2 separate regions of the Homo sapiens genome follow, and region 2 is linked to region 1. A link is a loop called in an ENCODE intact Hi-C map of the cell type or tissue named here. Cell type or tissue: body of pancreas. All regions are shown on one strand.

Region 1 (8,000 bases):
CCACGGGAGAGCCGGGCAGAGGCAGGGTGTTGGCCAAGGTCACGGCCCCAGAGACCACAATAGCGTTGTGTCGCTGCAGCCAGGAAGAGCAGGCGACAAGGCCTGAAAGGTGAACTGAGACAGATCCCCCAGGGCTCCGCCCATGCCCTGGCCTCTCAGCTGCGTCTGTAGGCAGAGAGGAGACACTGAAGGGTATTTTTTTCAATTGAATTTTTCTTATTGTGGTTTTAAAAATATGTACATATGCACATAAACTATATATGTATGCATATTTAATATATAATACCATACATTATATATACATTTTGTTTTATATATAACATATTTTATTTTGTTATGCAAATATTTTATATACAAAATATTTAATATAAAATATACAATATTTTATATATAATTTAAATTATATATAATTTGTATATTTTATATGTATTAAAAATATATACAATGTATATTTTTATGTTATAAAAACATAAACATATAAATATACATAACATAAATGTATATATATATAAATTTATAAATATGTATAAATACATAACACAAATATATATATGTATATAACATAAAATTTACCCTTTTATCCATTTTAAGCACAAGTTCAGTGGCATTAAGTACATTCACATTGTCACACTACCATCACCACCATCCATCTCCAGAAGTTTTCCATCTTCCTCAACTAAATTCAACCATTGTAATTCAACTAAACGTAACCATTCTACAATAACTCCCTACTCCCCTCTCCCCAGCCTCTGGCAATCACAATTCTACTTTCTGTCTCTATGGACTGTCCACTCTAGGTATTTCCTGTGAGTAGGATCACACAGTATTTGTCTTTCTGTGACTGGCCTGTCTCCCGCAGCACAGCATCCTCCAGGTCTGTCCACGCCGCAGCATGTGTCAGATCTCCTTCCCTTTAAAGGCTGGATGACATTCCATTGTGTGATACACCACGTCTTGCTTATCCACTCATCCCTCGATGCTCATTGGGTTGTTTTCACTTTTGGCTGTTGTGAATAATGCTGCTAAGAACACGGGTACAAATATCTGTTCAAATGGATGGGTTTTGAGCAGGATAGTGGTTGGAAAAACCCTTTAGAAAGAGCTCCCTGCTGGTGCAGAAGATGATGATGATGATGATAATACAACTAATACTGAATGTGTGCTAGGTGCTGCGCAAAGTACTTGACGTGCATCAACTCATTTAATCCTCACAACCGCCGCATCCTCACACCTACTTTTTTGAGGTTGATGTTGTTATTATCTCCATCTTACTTAGGAGCCAGTGGAACCTACCCAGGTTTGCAGACAGCAGAAGACGGAGCCAGGAACTGCATCTGGACAGTCAGCTTGCAGAGCCTCGGCACTCACACTGTACCACATGGCCTCTCCTGGCAGACTGGGAGGGGTGAGATAATGCATGGAGGCTGTTGCTGGGCCATGGGAATAATACAGGCAGGAGCTGACAAGAGCTGTGAACTGAGCTCAGGAAGCAATAAAGAATAGGCATGTGGCCAGAGACTTGAGATTCTTAGGGAGCGAGATGGACAAGCTCCCCGGAGTGACTGTGGGTATGAGGAAGGGGAGGGGTCTAGGATGACAGACAGCTTTTGAACTTGATCACCTAGGTGGAGAGTGGTGCCATTGACTAAGAGAACATGGGTAAATTGGCAGGTGTAGTGGAAGGGGAAAAGAATGATTCTATCCAGTACCTGCTGAATCTGAGATTCCACAGGACATTTGGATACAGGTGCCCAACTCATATGGTATGAATCAAATTCAACAGAAAGATCTTGTTGGAGACACAGATTGAGAAGTCATTAGCATAGGGGAGAGTTGGAATCTTGGAAGTAGATGAGCTTGTCCATGGATCATGTGTGTGGAACTGAAAAGAAGAGGTGGAAATTGAAACCCAGGAATGGGGAGTTGAAAAGCTGGGGCAGTGAGAACACACTAGGGCTTATAAATTTCAGAACTGACATGACAGCAGAGAGTGGGTGAGGCCCCACTGCATTGCCACACGTGCATTAACCTGCACTGTGCTCCCTTCTGGGGGAAAACCAATGGTTAGGGACTGGTTCAACAAAGAGGGGACAGCAGGCATTTGGTGGGAAGCATCAGAAGGGTAGAAGGATATGGAAGCCAAGGTGGGGGAAATATTTCTGGAAGGATGGTATCAAATGCCTCAAAGAGATCAAATTAAATGGGACCAAAACAGTGCCCACTGACTTCTGCAGGCAACATTGCTGGTGACCTTACAAAGGGACATTCTTTGGAAAGGGTAGGAGCAGGGGCCATCTTGCCCCGGACTGAGGCATAAAGGAGAGTGTGGGTGTACATGGAGTATAGACGTCAGGAGAAGTGTGCATCCGGGGACTAGGGGAACAGGCAGTAGTTCCTAAGGCCTGGCCTGCGGGAGGCCAATGGAAGATCTTGAGCTCATTCACAGTTAGAGAGACAAAAACCAGTGCAGAAAGGTGGTCAGGGGGACCAGGCCTGGGAGGTCAGAGGACAAGAGGAGGAGCTCAAGTTTACGAGCATTCCCCTTCAGTAGAGGAGGGCTGCCTCAGACCAGAGAGGAGAGTGGCTGGGCAGGCACTGCACAGGGCCATGGGGAAGCCACAGCCTTTGGAAAATGCAATCTCTCAAAGCTGATCTTGACACAGCGAGGCTGGGACACACACATCGGAAATGGCAAAGTCCTTTTGGGAAGTTATTTGGCAATGGATATAAAGTTAGTTTTGGAAATTTACCCAAAGGGTAAATGAAAGAAAAAGCATCCGTACAATTATGCTCCCGGCACATTATTTACAATATTATTTTTAAAAAGCACATGTGGCTAATGGCATGGAAACGAGTTAAGTAAATTATGGAACATATGCTCAATGGATGGAATATTATGAGGTCATTAAAGTTATAATTACGAAGCTTATAGCTACACAGAAACATGGTTATGATAGTAAATGGAAAATCCGTCCTAAAATTGTATGTATACTCTAATTGCAACTATGTGAAGTATGCTTTCCCATGAAAGTACATTACAAGAGAATCCCTAAACTGATACTAGCTGTTGGCTGGAGATAATGGTAAGATTATGGCTGACATTTTTTTTTTCTTTTTCTATTTGGAAAGCTTGTTTTGAATCCTAATGCTACAGTTCTCATTAAAACAACAAGAAGAAAAAGTAGCCTTATATCTTATTAGCTATTACCCTATTTAAAACAGAACATCACTGGATTTTTTCCTCTCTACCTGATAGTATCGAGGCCTAATAGAATGGATTTTATGTGGTGTGGCCATTCCATTCAAAGCTCCTCACCTCTGATGTTGAGATTGAGTGTCGATGGTAATGGGTGTCTCCTTCCCGCAGTCCAAAGTGTGCTTGGATGCTTCTAATAGAAAAGATGCTCGCTAAACCTTCAACAACATTCCCAGCCCAGGAGCCATGCCGGGATGGGTTGCGAATGGCAGGCAGGGCAGAGACAGCCGTCCTTGCCAGTCCTGTATCCAGCACACGGGTACGTAGCTTTCATTCTACTGGGGCATGTCCCTGGAGGAGCCCACTAGCAGCTTGTCATAGAACCCCTACCTTCCTCGCGCCCAAGTCTTAGGATAGACTGCAGTCCTAAGCCTCAGCCTCTTAATATTTTTCTTCTATTTTGAGTTAAATTATCTCTATTTTTATCTTTTTTGGGTACACTAACATTTAGAGAGTTTATGAATGGTTCAAAACATTGATACAAATAGGCATTTTGAAATGGCAACTCAAAGTCAAATGGTAGCCATTCTATGCTAGGGACAGAGCAACATGGGGTGGAAGAAGTGGATCCCAGCCTCCCATCTGCAAGAATTTCCCTTCATTAGAAGAAGCTGCTGTTGGCTGGGAGCAGTAGCTCATGCCTGTAATTCCAGCGCTTTGGGAGGCCAAGGCAGGTGGATCACTGGAGCTCAGGAGTTCGAGACCAGCCTGGGCAACATGGCGAAACCCCATCTCTACAAAAAATACAAATTAGCTGAAAGTAGTGGTGCATGTCTGTGGTCCCAGCTACTTGGGAGGCTGAGGTTGGAGGATCGCTTGGGAGCAGCAGCCGAGGTTACAGTGAGCTGTGATGGCAGCACTGAACTCCAGTCTGAGTGACAGAATGAGACCCCATCTCAAAGAAAGAAAGAAAGAAAGAAAAAAGCTGCTGCTGCTTTTTTCTAGTACCCTAGCTCTGGCTTCTAGTCTTCTCTAATAATTTACCTCTTTCATTGAAAGGAATCAATGCAATAGGCGAGATAATTATAGGCTCAATGTAAGCATAAGAAAAAATCAGAATTTAGAGATTCATCTGCAAAAGATGGATTAGAAAGGATAATTAATATGCCTGATGTTTTCAAGAGGCATTAAAATGCGCATGAATCACTAGATTAAATCCAGGAGTGGGGCAGGAATTGCATCCTCTTCCTCCTGGTCTCTGTGCGCCTAGTTGCTTATTCGGTTGTAAACTACTCCATCTTGTGGCTAAACTAGGGTACTAACAGAGATCAAGATGCTCTTATTTTCAACCAAAAATCACTGTATTTTCCCCTCTTAAAACTTATGCATAGGTTTTAAGAAATCCAAGCCATTTAAGAATTATGAACAAGCTTTAAAAAATTCCAAGCATATATAAATGAAGAAAGTAAACATTATCCATAATCTCGTTATCTAGACTTATCCACACAGACATATATTTTTAGGCAAATACAGGCACATAACATGCATACTGCTTTATATGAGAACTAGTTACAATTTGCCTTTTTTCACTTCAAATGAATCACTATGTTAACACAATTCAGGAATCAGGGCTGGTCAGTATTTGATAAAATTAACAGGTTGAACTTTTTAGTTGCTATTGTAAATGGAAAAATCAGGAAATCTATAACTTTGGACAGGAGAGTTTTATTTCTTATAAAGGGTTACAGACTATAAGGTGGGCATTCCGATATGCTGGGAGGTGTAGCCTCCAGCCAAAGCCATAAAGGCAGGCACTTGGAGGGAGGGAAGGAGAAGACAGGAATTTCAGCTTAACTGGTATACATATTCAACAGGATATGGGAGGAGCCATGAATATTCATGAAAGGGGGTCTTGCACATGTGTGATAAGCAAACATGCATGTTATATACATCCCAGGGTCTCCTTGGGGTGGAGACGTAACATTTAAATGCATTATAATTAGGCCCTATATGTCAAAAGGTGAAGCAGGGCGTCAACACACCCAAGTGGTCGGCCTCTGTAAACCAGCCAGAACCAGTCCATGGCCTGTGATCTCTTATCAGGAGAAAGTTACAGAAATCAGTCTCTTGTCCAATCAAAGCTGTAGTTATGGCTGGTGGAAAGGGGGTGAGTTAGTCAGTGTCTGGTGGTGGATGAGCTGCAACTAGTTCAACATTGCTTATGTCAAGGCCAATGCTGGTTTAGCTGCTAGAGAGAACAACCTCTGGCAGTTAGAACCTAGTTTATTCTTTAAATGTTGGGTGCATGACTTAACCCTTCCCTGCCATGGCCTTAGGTCTTGTTTATAATTTGGTACCATAATGAGTTTGTTCTGTCAGTCTTATGGTCTCTATTATAACATTAATGCCGGGCAGTTTTGTCTAAACTGCAAAAGGGAGAAGGTATTATATAATGAGACAGACCTCCCATCCCGTTATGGCCCAGAATTTTCTTTAAGGTTTCTCTGGGGCCCCCTTGGCCAAGAGGGAGTCCACTCAGCTTGCTGGGGGCTTAGGGTTTTATTTTTAGTCCTCACTCTACGTATTTTCATAGCAGTTAGGGTAACCACAGTCTCCTTGGGCCTGGGCCTCCTGATCTGTTAAAGCCAATGAGGGGCGGGCGTCAGAGATTGCACACCAGTGGACCCCAAATCCCCCCCGCAGACCTTCTGGCTTCCAAGGTGCCCAGGGTCTTACAATGCTCCCTGCATTTGTTGCCTGCCTGGGGAAGCATATGGCTTACAACAGTGGGATTAAATGATCCCTAAATTCCCCGCCACTTGAGACATTGAGTTGATGCTGTTCCTGTCCTGAGAACATTTAATAAACTAGAGAAGTGGTTCTCAAAGTGGGGTCCCTGGACCAGCAGGATCAGCATCAACTGTGAAGTAGTGAGAAATGCAGATTCTGAGGCCTTCTCTCGGGTGTCCTGAATGACCTGGGGGTGGGACCAGCCACACGTCTTGGGCCCTCCAGGTGATTGTGATGCACACATAACTTCCAGAACCACTGATGCAGAACATCAATGAGATCACCCCTTTCTTATACATGTATCTTTCACCCTCCCACTACTAATTTTCACAATCTTATCTCTACACAGATTAGGCTACTGCGATTCAACTGATCACAATACAATAAATCCAGAGTCGGGCTCCTTTCCTCCAGCTCCACTGCTAGCACCGAGGGCCAAGCCACTGCCATCTGTCACCTGACTCGCAGCAGCCACCGCCCTGGGCTCCCTGCTTCCATTCCCACCCCCTGCAGTCAGCTCCGCTCAGAAGGCTCCCATGGCTTCCCTCTCACCCCAGGAAACACTGCTGCCTTAAATAACGTCAGGGCCTTATAGGCTGCCCTTTGGCCTCTCTGACCTCATCTCCTACTACTCCCCTGTTCTCTCTGCTTGAGATGCATTTGCCTCTTCCTCATCCCACCACAGGGTCTTTGCATTAGCCGAGCTCCCTGCCGAGAGCCCTTGGATCCCATATGTGCACGTTGCTTGCCCTCTCGCTGCCTTCACACCTCTGCTCAAACACCACTGCGGTGTCGAGGCCCCGCGATCACTCTATTTAAGTTGCAACCTCTTCTATCTTGAGAACTCTTAATAAACTAGAGAAGTGGTTCTCAAAGTGGGGTCCCTGGACTAGCACCCCTCCACATTCCTCCTTCCCTCCTTCCTGGTGCTTCCTACAAGGGAGAACATCAGGTACTTGGCTCAGTTTAAGGTTTATTTCCCCAGCTGGAACTTGAAGAACATGAGGGCTGGGCTTTTGATCTGCTCCAGGGACATCCTCAGTGCCTAGCACAGGGCTGCGTGGGGGCAGTGATCAATAAGCGTTTGCTAGATGAATGAAAGAAACAGATGCTTATTAGGGGCATGTGCGCCCTGATGTGGGGGGCCCGTGACTGAGGGCAACCCCACTCCCATGCTTTTGCCAGCTTGCATCATGCTTCACCACCTGTGCGTGCTTGGACTGCCCAGGAGGGCCCTGGGAGACGCTCTCACAGCCCCTGCCCCGCCGAGGTTACCTCCAGGCCCGCAGGGCTCTTTCCCATCCAGTGAATCTCAGATTCTGAGTCCTCCCAGCACAGGGCTCCAGGCTGCCACACCCGGTTAACCCATCCATGGGCAAGGCCCAAGACTCGGCCAGTGAGAGGCTTCGTCATACATAGAGGAAAAGAAACATATTATTTGGTTTGTATCTGGAACATCTCCCAGGCACCTTGAGTTGTCACACCAGCCTGATCTCATCATTCTTTTTATCTGTTCTGAAACATAAAACCACCAGTCTCCGTTCTCTCTAGGATAAAAGTAACAACTCTTACTCTATAAACACCTGTAGCAGCTTCTATGGCTGCTGTGATGGATTACCACAGGCTTAGTGGCTGAAACCAGCACGATGTCTGATCTGATGACACCTGAGGTGCAGCCTCGCTGGGCTAATAGCAGGTGTGGGCAGGCTATGCTCCCTTCTGGAGGCTCCCAACACCTTCACAGGGAGGCTAGGAATCTATTTTGAGGTTAAATTAAAAATATAGAATATGAAGGAGACTCAGATCTAAGAGTTACTGTGTGCTTATTGAGCTCAGAAGTTAACCAAATAGCTTAAGATTATTCTAAAAGACTTGAGAGCTATTAATATAATGAAATGGGTCACAGCCACATACTAGGTGTGTTAGAAATGAGAAATACCAGGCTGGGCACAATGGCTCATGCCTGTAATCCCAGCACTTTGGGAGGCCGAGGCGGGCGGATCACTTGAGGTCA
Region 2 (8,000 bases), 130 kb before region 1:
GGTTGGCATCTGAAATGGGGGTGGTAGTCTTGTGGGACCGAGCCCTCAACCTGTGGGATCTGACTCTAACTCCAGGTAGGTAGTGTCAGTATTGAATTGAATTACAGGACACCCAGCTGCTTTCCACTAGAGAGTTGCTTGCTTTTTTGTTGTTTTTTGTTTTTTTCCAGAATGACCAAATAGCCATTTTCTCAAAGAACTTTCCACCCTTGCCCAAAAAGAACAAACCTTGGCTATCAGCAGGTTGACAGTGCAACTCTAATGCCTCTGTGTCTTCAGCATCTACCATGGACTCAGCCTTGGACTAGATCTTTTACATGTATGATATTTTTTATTCCTCACCGTGGTCTTCTGGCTGGGAGTATTTCTGCCATTTCAGAGATGAGGCAGGTGGGATACAGGAATGCCGTGTCACTTGCCCAGAAACCCACAGAGAGCGAGGTACCCTGGGGTTCAGACTGTCCTGTTTCAAGCACATACTCCACATCCCCTGTGTTTCCATAAGAGCAGAAACTGAGCACTGGGCACTCCTGCAACTGTGAGGGTTCTGGGACCAAAGTTCCCAACTACATGAACAAGGGAGCTGAGCAGTGTTGAAAATACTTAACGCAGAAGGTATTTTTAGTCCAAAAAAAAAGCACTCACCATGACTTGTGTGCAGGGAAAATACACCCAGGGCTCAGAATGGCAAAGTAAGAATTGATCTAGGTATTTGCTGCTCATCTTGGTCATCAGAACATCCTAGGGAACCTTTGATTTTGTTTCACCCTGACCTTGGGGACTACAATTCAAGATGAAAAGGTGGCAGATTTGCAGGAGTAGTTACAAATAGGAGGACACTTCTGAGACTTCCTTGTGTCTCATTTTTAAGGCAAGAATCTCCCAAGGATCCCGTGTCTGCCTCCAGGGTTATTATCATGGTCAGCCAGTTTCCAGCTCTTGCATAAGGCCCTACAAAGACAATTTAGCTGTGAAGCTGCCCAGACTTCACACAGAGTCCAGGGTTTGGGTGAACCATAGGACTAGAGAGAAGATGCAAAATAATAATAATAATAATAAATCAATGGGTTGGGCACGGTGGCTCACACCTGTAATCCCAGCACTTTGGGAGGCCGAGGCAGGCAAATCACCTGAGGTCAGGAGGTCAATATGGTGAAACCCCATCTCTACTAAAAATACAAAAATTAGCCAGGTTTGGTGGCACAGCCCTGTAATCCCAGCTACTCAGGAGGCTGAAGCAGAAGAATCGCTTGAACCCAGGAGGCGGAGGTTGCAATGAGCCAAGATCACACCACTACACTCCAGCCTGGGTGACAGAGTGAGACTGCATCTCAAAAAAATAAAACAATCAAGCAGTGCTGATCCTGCGAGTCTCAGGGAAGGAGACCAGAACCAGATATCTTGGTATCTTAGGAAATCAACGTTCGTTAAAGGTTCAAGTAAGGCCAGATAGGATTATGAAAGTGGCACACTGCAAGTCAGAGAAGACTAACTGGCTGGAGTGATTTAGCAGCATCCTAATAAAACCAAAACAAAACACCTGGGCACCCAGCTGTGACCCATGTTATTGCAACAGTCTCCCAGTTGTCATCTTATCTTTAGTCTTTCCAGCTTTGCTACTAACTTTCAGGCTCTAGACTTCCTGAAGTCTTTTGTCTTATTCAGGCATCACTATGGCCTGAATATTGGTGTCTCCAAAGCTCATGTGTTGGAAACTAATACTCAATGTGATAGTATTAAGAGATGGGGCCTTTGGGAGGTGAATGAGATTGGTGCCCCTGAAAAGAGGCTTGAGGGAGTGCCCCTTCCCTTTCTGCCATGCGAGGACACAGCAACAAGGCGTCACCTAAGAAGCAGAGCAGGAACCCTCACCAGACACTGAATCTACCTAAACCTTTATCCTGGACTTCCCAGCATCCAGAACTGGAAGAAATAAGTTTCTGTTGTTTATAAATTACCCAATCTAACACATTTTGTTACAGCAGTCTGAACAAACTGATATAGGAGTATTGGGTATTGGATCCTGGGCTTAATATGTATGGTCTTGGTGCAAATTTTGGCAAGAACTTAGGCTTATACACCGAAAGAGCAATAATACTTTATTTAAAATATATACAAAATTATTACTTTGAAACATATATATTACTGTCCAACATACATCATATAACACTGATTGATGTAAATTTTGGTACCTTCATTTATTCAGTTGTGATTTCCCTTTTGTTCAAGGCTCCTGAAGAAAATTATCTGAAATGCCCACCAGAGGGGAGGTGCCCATGGGCTTGGTCCCCTTGGTGACTTGGCTGTGCTGTTGGGCACTACTGAGGCCCTAGAGCCCTGCTCCATGGAGCTGAAGGCAAATCCCCACCTTGCTGGGGGACCTGGGGACACAGAATTGATGGAACCCACCTCCGTCGGTCACACATCAATTGCTCATCTTCTCCCTCTCTCTCCATCTGGGTATAAACAGGGAGGGAGGTGAGGGGGAACAAGTGTCAGTTATCTTCTTAACCCTCCTCTGGGCTGAAGAGGAGGGTTAAGAGAAATGATGTTTTCCCTTTCACCCCCCTTTCTTCTCTGCCCATGTTACCACTACTGCGGGAAGAAAGTATGAGAAGGAGGAGCTGGCTCTTAATGCAGTTTAGAAAGAAACGGGAAGTGAAGCAAAAATGGGGCTTCTGTGCTCTTAGGCTGAATTTGAGTTACCATGATCCTGAGATAAATCAGACAACTGCTTTTGGGCATGGCCTATGATGCCTCATTCATCACTATCTCCCGCACAGTGCCTTACACCTAGTAGGCACTTAATGCATGCTCTTTGCATGGATGAATAAATGAATGCAGGGGATCTGATGACTACAGACAGAAAACACACATTTCAGAATCAGAGTGTTTGAGAGATGAAAGGGGACATTGGAAATCATCTAGATCTGCTTCCTCATTTGGCATATGGGGAAACTGAGGCCCACAGAAATGAGAAACGATCAAGGTCAAATGACTAGTTCCTGATAGAGTCAGACCTGGAATCAGATTTTCTAAATCTCTCCTTAAATTTCCCACCCTCTTCAGATCTGGAACAATAAAGAGAGCTCAGTGGGCTCAGTGCTATGCCCTGGACTCAGGACCCTCATATGCCAGTGTGGGGACCCCTGGTGGTGGCCGAATAGAGCACAAGCAGAGAAGCCCCCTTTGGGCAACTTCACTTCTGGGATCTGGTCCCAGTAGGTAAACAGGATGGCAGCAGTGGATCTGAATGAGGTAGGAGGAACACAGAGACCAGTGGGGACCCCGAGAATTGGGCTCGTTGGTGTGGCACCTGCAGCGGGTCCAGTGCTGAAGTGGATTTGGTGGGTTGAAGGGCTCTGGAGCTCCAGGGTGTCCAAAGGAAATGTGTAAACTAAGCCCAGCCTGCTCACTGCTGACACTGAAAGCAGGTCACTACAGATGCTTGCTCAGCGGGTGAGCTATAGCACACTGGATATGGATGGGAGGAAAACGAAGGGAGGCAGGGAGAGGGGTGGAGGAAAGAGGGAAGGGCCAAGGGGCTCTCCAGCAGACAGGGAGGCCTAGTGGCCTCAGGGTGCAGGGACGGGGTGGGCCCAGCAGGTGGGGGGCGCTGGGGACATGCAGGAGTTCCCGGATGTGCTTCTCACTTCAGCTGGGCTGCCCAGGACCTTCTCTGGGCTTCAAGCCTCTGAGGCCTCCCATGCGTCATTGCAGGGAGCTCAAAGCACAGAGGCTCACTCTGCTTCCCCGTGTGATTTTGGTTTCTTTCTAGAAAAGATACTTAGGCATGGGAAGAAATGCACATCTGATCAACATAAAGAACCTCATGTGAGTCCCCACACACCACAAACATCAATAGCTGAAGAACCCTGGTGTCAAACAAAATGAATGAACACCCAGGAGCTCACACCTACTGGGGTTTCTCAGGGTTTCTCTTGAGCAGGTGCAGAGAGGGCTCGCAGGGCAGGTTGAAGCTCTTGTGACTGACCAGTCCTCCTGCCCCACACTCAACCAGCTTCATTCCCTGTTGCCCTCCTCCTCCCTTTCTGCCCAACTTCTGCACTCCCCAGCCCACTCCATTTTTGACTTAATGACGTTGCAGTTCCCATCAGCCCCATATTTGGCTCTCTGCAAAGAGAAACAAAAATAATTCATCGTGCCAAAATTTGAAATTTGGGAGCTGCAGCTCATCTGATTACAAATGAGTACCTTTGTGCTTAAATTGCCACCACAAAGTGCAGACTATGACCAACATGCCAGGGAACAGAGCAGGACAGATCCACCCTGGGACTGGGGCTCAGCTGCCCCTTCTCTGTGGCCCCCTGACCCCCTAAACCGCAGACTGGTTTTCATTGCACACGTAGACTGTGCTTGGCTGGATTCTCCTTCGGATCCGCTCAGGCACTTTGGGGAGGATTTGGAAGGTCTGGGGCAGCAACTCTATGCAGGCCTCGCGGAATTTTTTGATTCTCCAGCAGTAGACGATGGGGTTGAAGACGGACTTGAGGTAACTGAGCCACAGGACGCAGGTGCTGGTGGCGTAGAAGGAGGAACCGCAGTAAAAGCGCTGGCTAAACACAGACAGGAGGCTGTAGACGGAGTGGGGCAGCCAGCAGAGGGAGAAGCCCACGAAGAGGATCAGGATGGTGGTGAAGGCCTTGGTCTTGAAGCTCAAGTCCACGCTGACCTGTTGCTGCCGCTGCAGGCGCCGCAGGCCCGCCCTGGTGAGCTGCCGCAGGTCCAGGCTGTCCGACTGGTTGTGCACGCGCACGGCGTTCTTGCGGACCGTGTTGAGGATGCACATGTAGGCGCACAGCATGACGCCAAAGGGCGCGAAGAACACGGCCACCACCAAGGTGACCACGTAGGCGCGGTCAGCGGGGAGCTCCGTGTAGCCCAGCACGCACTGTGGGGCCCGCGCCGGCACCTCCACCAGCGTCCAGCCCGTGAGCGAGGGCCCCGCGATGCAGAAGGACAGCACCCAGGAGACCGCGATGATCACCTTGGCCCTGCGCGGGTTCAGCTTGTCCTGGCGCTGGACGATGATGAGGAAGCGGTCCACGCTGATGATGAGCAGGATGGCCACGCCCTCCAGGACAAAAAACCAGTAGAGCGTGGCTGAGAGGCGGCAGAAGTGGTCCCCAAAGTGCCAGCGCACGGTGATGAGGGTGACGGCGGTGAAGGGCATGCAGCAGAGGGACAGCATGATGTCGGAGAAGGCCAGGGTGGCCAGCAGCAGGTTGATGGCCGAGCGCATAGCCGGCCTCTGGTACACGATGATGCAGACCACAGTGTTGCCCAGGAACCCCACCACGGTCATCAGCAGCATCACTATGGCCAAGGAGATCCTGAGGGGTGCGGGCAACTGGGTGGACCCCGAGTCTGAGGCGTTGCTGGTGTTCAGCAGCAGGTATGTGTAAGCCTCAAGGGACGTGCTGTTGCAGGCCATCGTGGAGAGACCCTTGGAGCTGGGACAGAAATGGCCGGGAGGGCTCCCCTCAGCACTTGGGTGGCTGCCATTCTTTGTCTGCTGGCTGCATCTTCCTGGATGTCTGTGGACCTCTGGGGCACTGGAATGGTCTTGGGGAGAAATGTCCGTCTTTGTGAGCACTAGCTGGGATTTGCGATTCATGGATCACATCCTAAGCATCTCTGTGGAGAGCGACTCTGTGCACAGCTTCGTGCTTGGACCCTCTGTAGTGGACAGCAAGCAAAAGTACAAAAGAGAAGGGGGTTAGAGTTTCCAAACGCGTTGAAGAAAGCACGCGTTTAAGCTTTACAGGTGTTTCTAAACAAGTTTATTTACCACGTGGGACAAAGCTTGATATTCACAAATACTGTCTGAGTCTTGTCAAGCAGCCCAGAAAAACCTAATCAGCTATCTTCTGAGGAAACTGAGGAAGTACACTTTGTAGTTAGTGTTTATGTAATAACTTGAGTTTTCAGCAACCTGTCGGAATGAAGCCTTGGTCTAGCCAACTAACGTTAGAATCCTGCTCCACAAGAGAAAGGTTTTGCTTGTTTCATTCTCTGCTATCTCCCAGTACTGACAACAGTGGCTGGCATGCAGTAAGTGTCCTTGTTGAGGACACTTGGATGCTTGTTGAGTAGATGAATAAGTGATAGTTGATGCTGCTGCTATAATATTTGTTTAGCTTTAAAAAACCCCACTTCATCGAGGAATGACTGACATGTCAAAAGCTGTACAAATTTACATCTCAATATACCAGAAACCCATCACCACCAAGGCCAAAAACATATCCCACTCCCCCTGCCAAAGCTCTCTCCTGCCATTTTTCTAGTATTATCATTTTGTTTTGGTGGTAAGAATACTTCACCTAAGATCTGCCCTCTTAGCAAATTTTAAGTATACATTTTTAAGTTTTAATTTTTTAAAAGAAATTGTAAGTCTGTTTGTTTAACTTTATTTGATAAGTGTAAATTCACATGGATAAGTGTAAATTCACATGGAGTTATAATAATAAATACTATGGTGAAATTCTGTGTGTCCTTCACCCAGTTTTCCCTAATGGTAACATCTTGGATAACTGTGGGGCTGCTATACTATTACTTCTGGAAGCACAGACTGGGAGAAGGGAACTTTCCCCAAAGGTAAGGCCTTTTAAAATACAATGTTAGCTGGGTGCAGTGGCTCATGCCTATAATCCCAGCACTTTGAGAGGCAGAGACAGGAGGATTGCTTGAGGCCAGGAGTTCAAGACCTGCCTGGGCAACATAGAGAGATCCCATCTCTACACACACAAAAAAATGAGCCAGGCTTCCATCTATAGTCCCTGCTACTCAGGAGGCCGAGGCAGGAGGATTGCTCAAGCACAGAAGTTCGAGGCTGTCGTGAGCTAAGAAGGTGTCACTGTACTCCAGCCTGGGTAACAGAGTGAGACCCTGTCTCTTAAAAAAAAAGTAAATGAAATGAGCTTTTATTCCTTACATTCTTGATAAACTTGCTTTCACTTTCAAAAAGATAAATATAATTTTAATTTTGTCTCACTGATGTGGCAAGAGTGTGTTCAGTAGCTCAGGTCTGAAGTCACATCGCCTGGGCTGGGGGAAATCCAGCCTGCGCCATTTATCCACCCTGGACATCTGGCTGTTGGATGCACCTCTTCTTGTAAGAAATTTCTCTTTTCTAAATTCCTTGTGGTCATTGTTACAGATAACTCACACTGAGAGGAATGTGGGCAATGTAAGAAGCCAGGAGGCCTCAGAGCAGGCTTAGAGGACCTGGGAGTGGCAGTGTCTTGGTGATGCTATACTTCAGTTTAGACCCAACCAATCCTTGGTCTTCCTTCCCAAACACACCCAGAATGGGTTCATCTCTCAGTGGTGGGCACCAGTATCCAAACTTTTTCTGAGCTATAAAAATCAGAAACCTGGTGTGTTAATTTATAAGTGGGAATTATCTCTCATTCAGACCAAAATTATGACCCTTCTTCATCTCAATTTTCTGATCTGTGAAATGGAGGTAATTACATATTTACCTCCAGAGTTGGTAAATATAATGTGCAATGTCTGGTAAAAGAAGGGCATTAATAAATTAACTCCATCTCCCTCACTGTTTCAAGTTTAGGGGTTTCTGTCTCTTGGATTAAACTGCAAATTTGTTCATGGCAGGAACCATGACATGCATGTAGGAAGCCCTAATGGATTAAGCTCCTCTTGGAGCACAGAATAAAGGACCACTGAGAAAAAACACAGTATCGTGCATCCATGTGCCTGTCAATCTTAGCCGATAGTGAATCCTTCATCTGCATTCCTCTCCATGCTATAAACTTAGATTTTCCCCACAATGATAGTTACAGAGAGTGATTTCATGCTTAATTAAAGGAACAAATAGTGCAAGGTATTTTTTTTAATGTATATGTCTTGTGGTTGAATCTGATTAAAATTCTTTTGGCTTCTGGACAACAACCTGTCTTAGGTATTTTAATTTAGCATTTTGGTCACAGTCCTGTTGTTAATATCTGAATCAACAG

What was found. A loop is a pair of places that touch in the nucleus more often than their neighbours do. Peaks named below come from ENCODE experiments on the same cell type or tissue, not always from the same donor. Only the 100,000 strongest peaks of a DNase experiment are listed, where the experiment ranks them.
Region 2: a loop joins it to region 1, with 3 times the contacts of the local background. A loop is called at or near these places in 108 of 110 quality-filtered maps.

The regions. Positions count from the first base shown.
Region 1 is chr2:105,111,173-105,119,172 of GRCh38, reverse strand. No RefSeq gene overlaps it. Among named protein-coding and RNA genes, the nearest start is that of MRPS9-AS1, 12 kb to the right of the region's middle. RefSeq lists an enhancer at 1-402. In body of pancreas, a CTCF peak has its summit at 4,506 (motif pointing left); no DNase peak of the experiment used is centred here.
Region 2 is chr2:105,239,314-105,247,313 of GRCh38, reverse strand. It overlaps GPR45 (G protein-coupled receptor 45), which reads right to left and starts at 5,571. Exons shown (of 1, transcript NM_007227.3): 1 at 3,847-5,571. The coding sequence starts at 5,455. The coding sequence ends at 4,337. In body of pancreas, no CTCF peak of the experiment used is centred here; no DNase peak of the experiment used is centred here.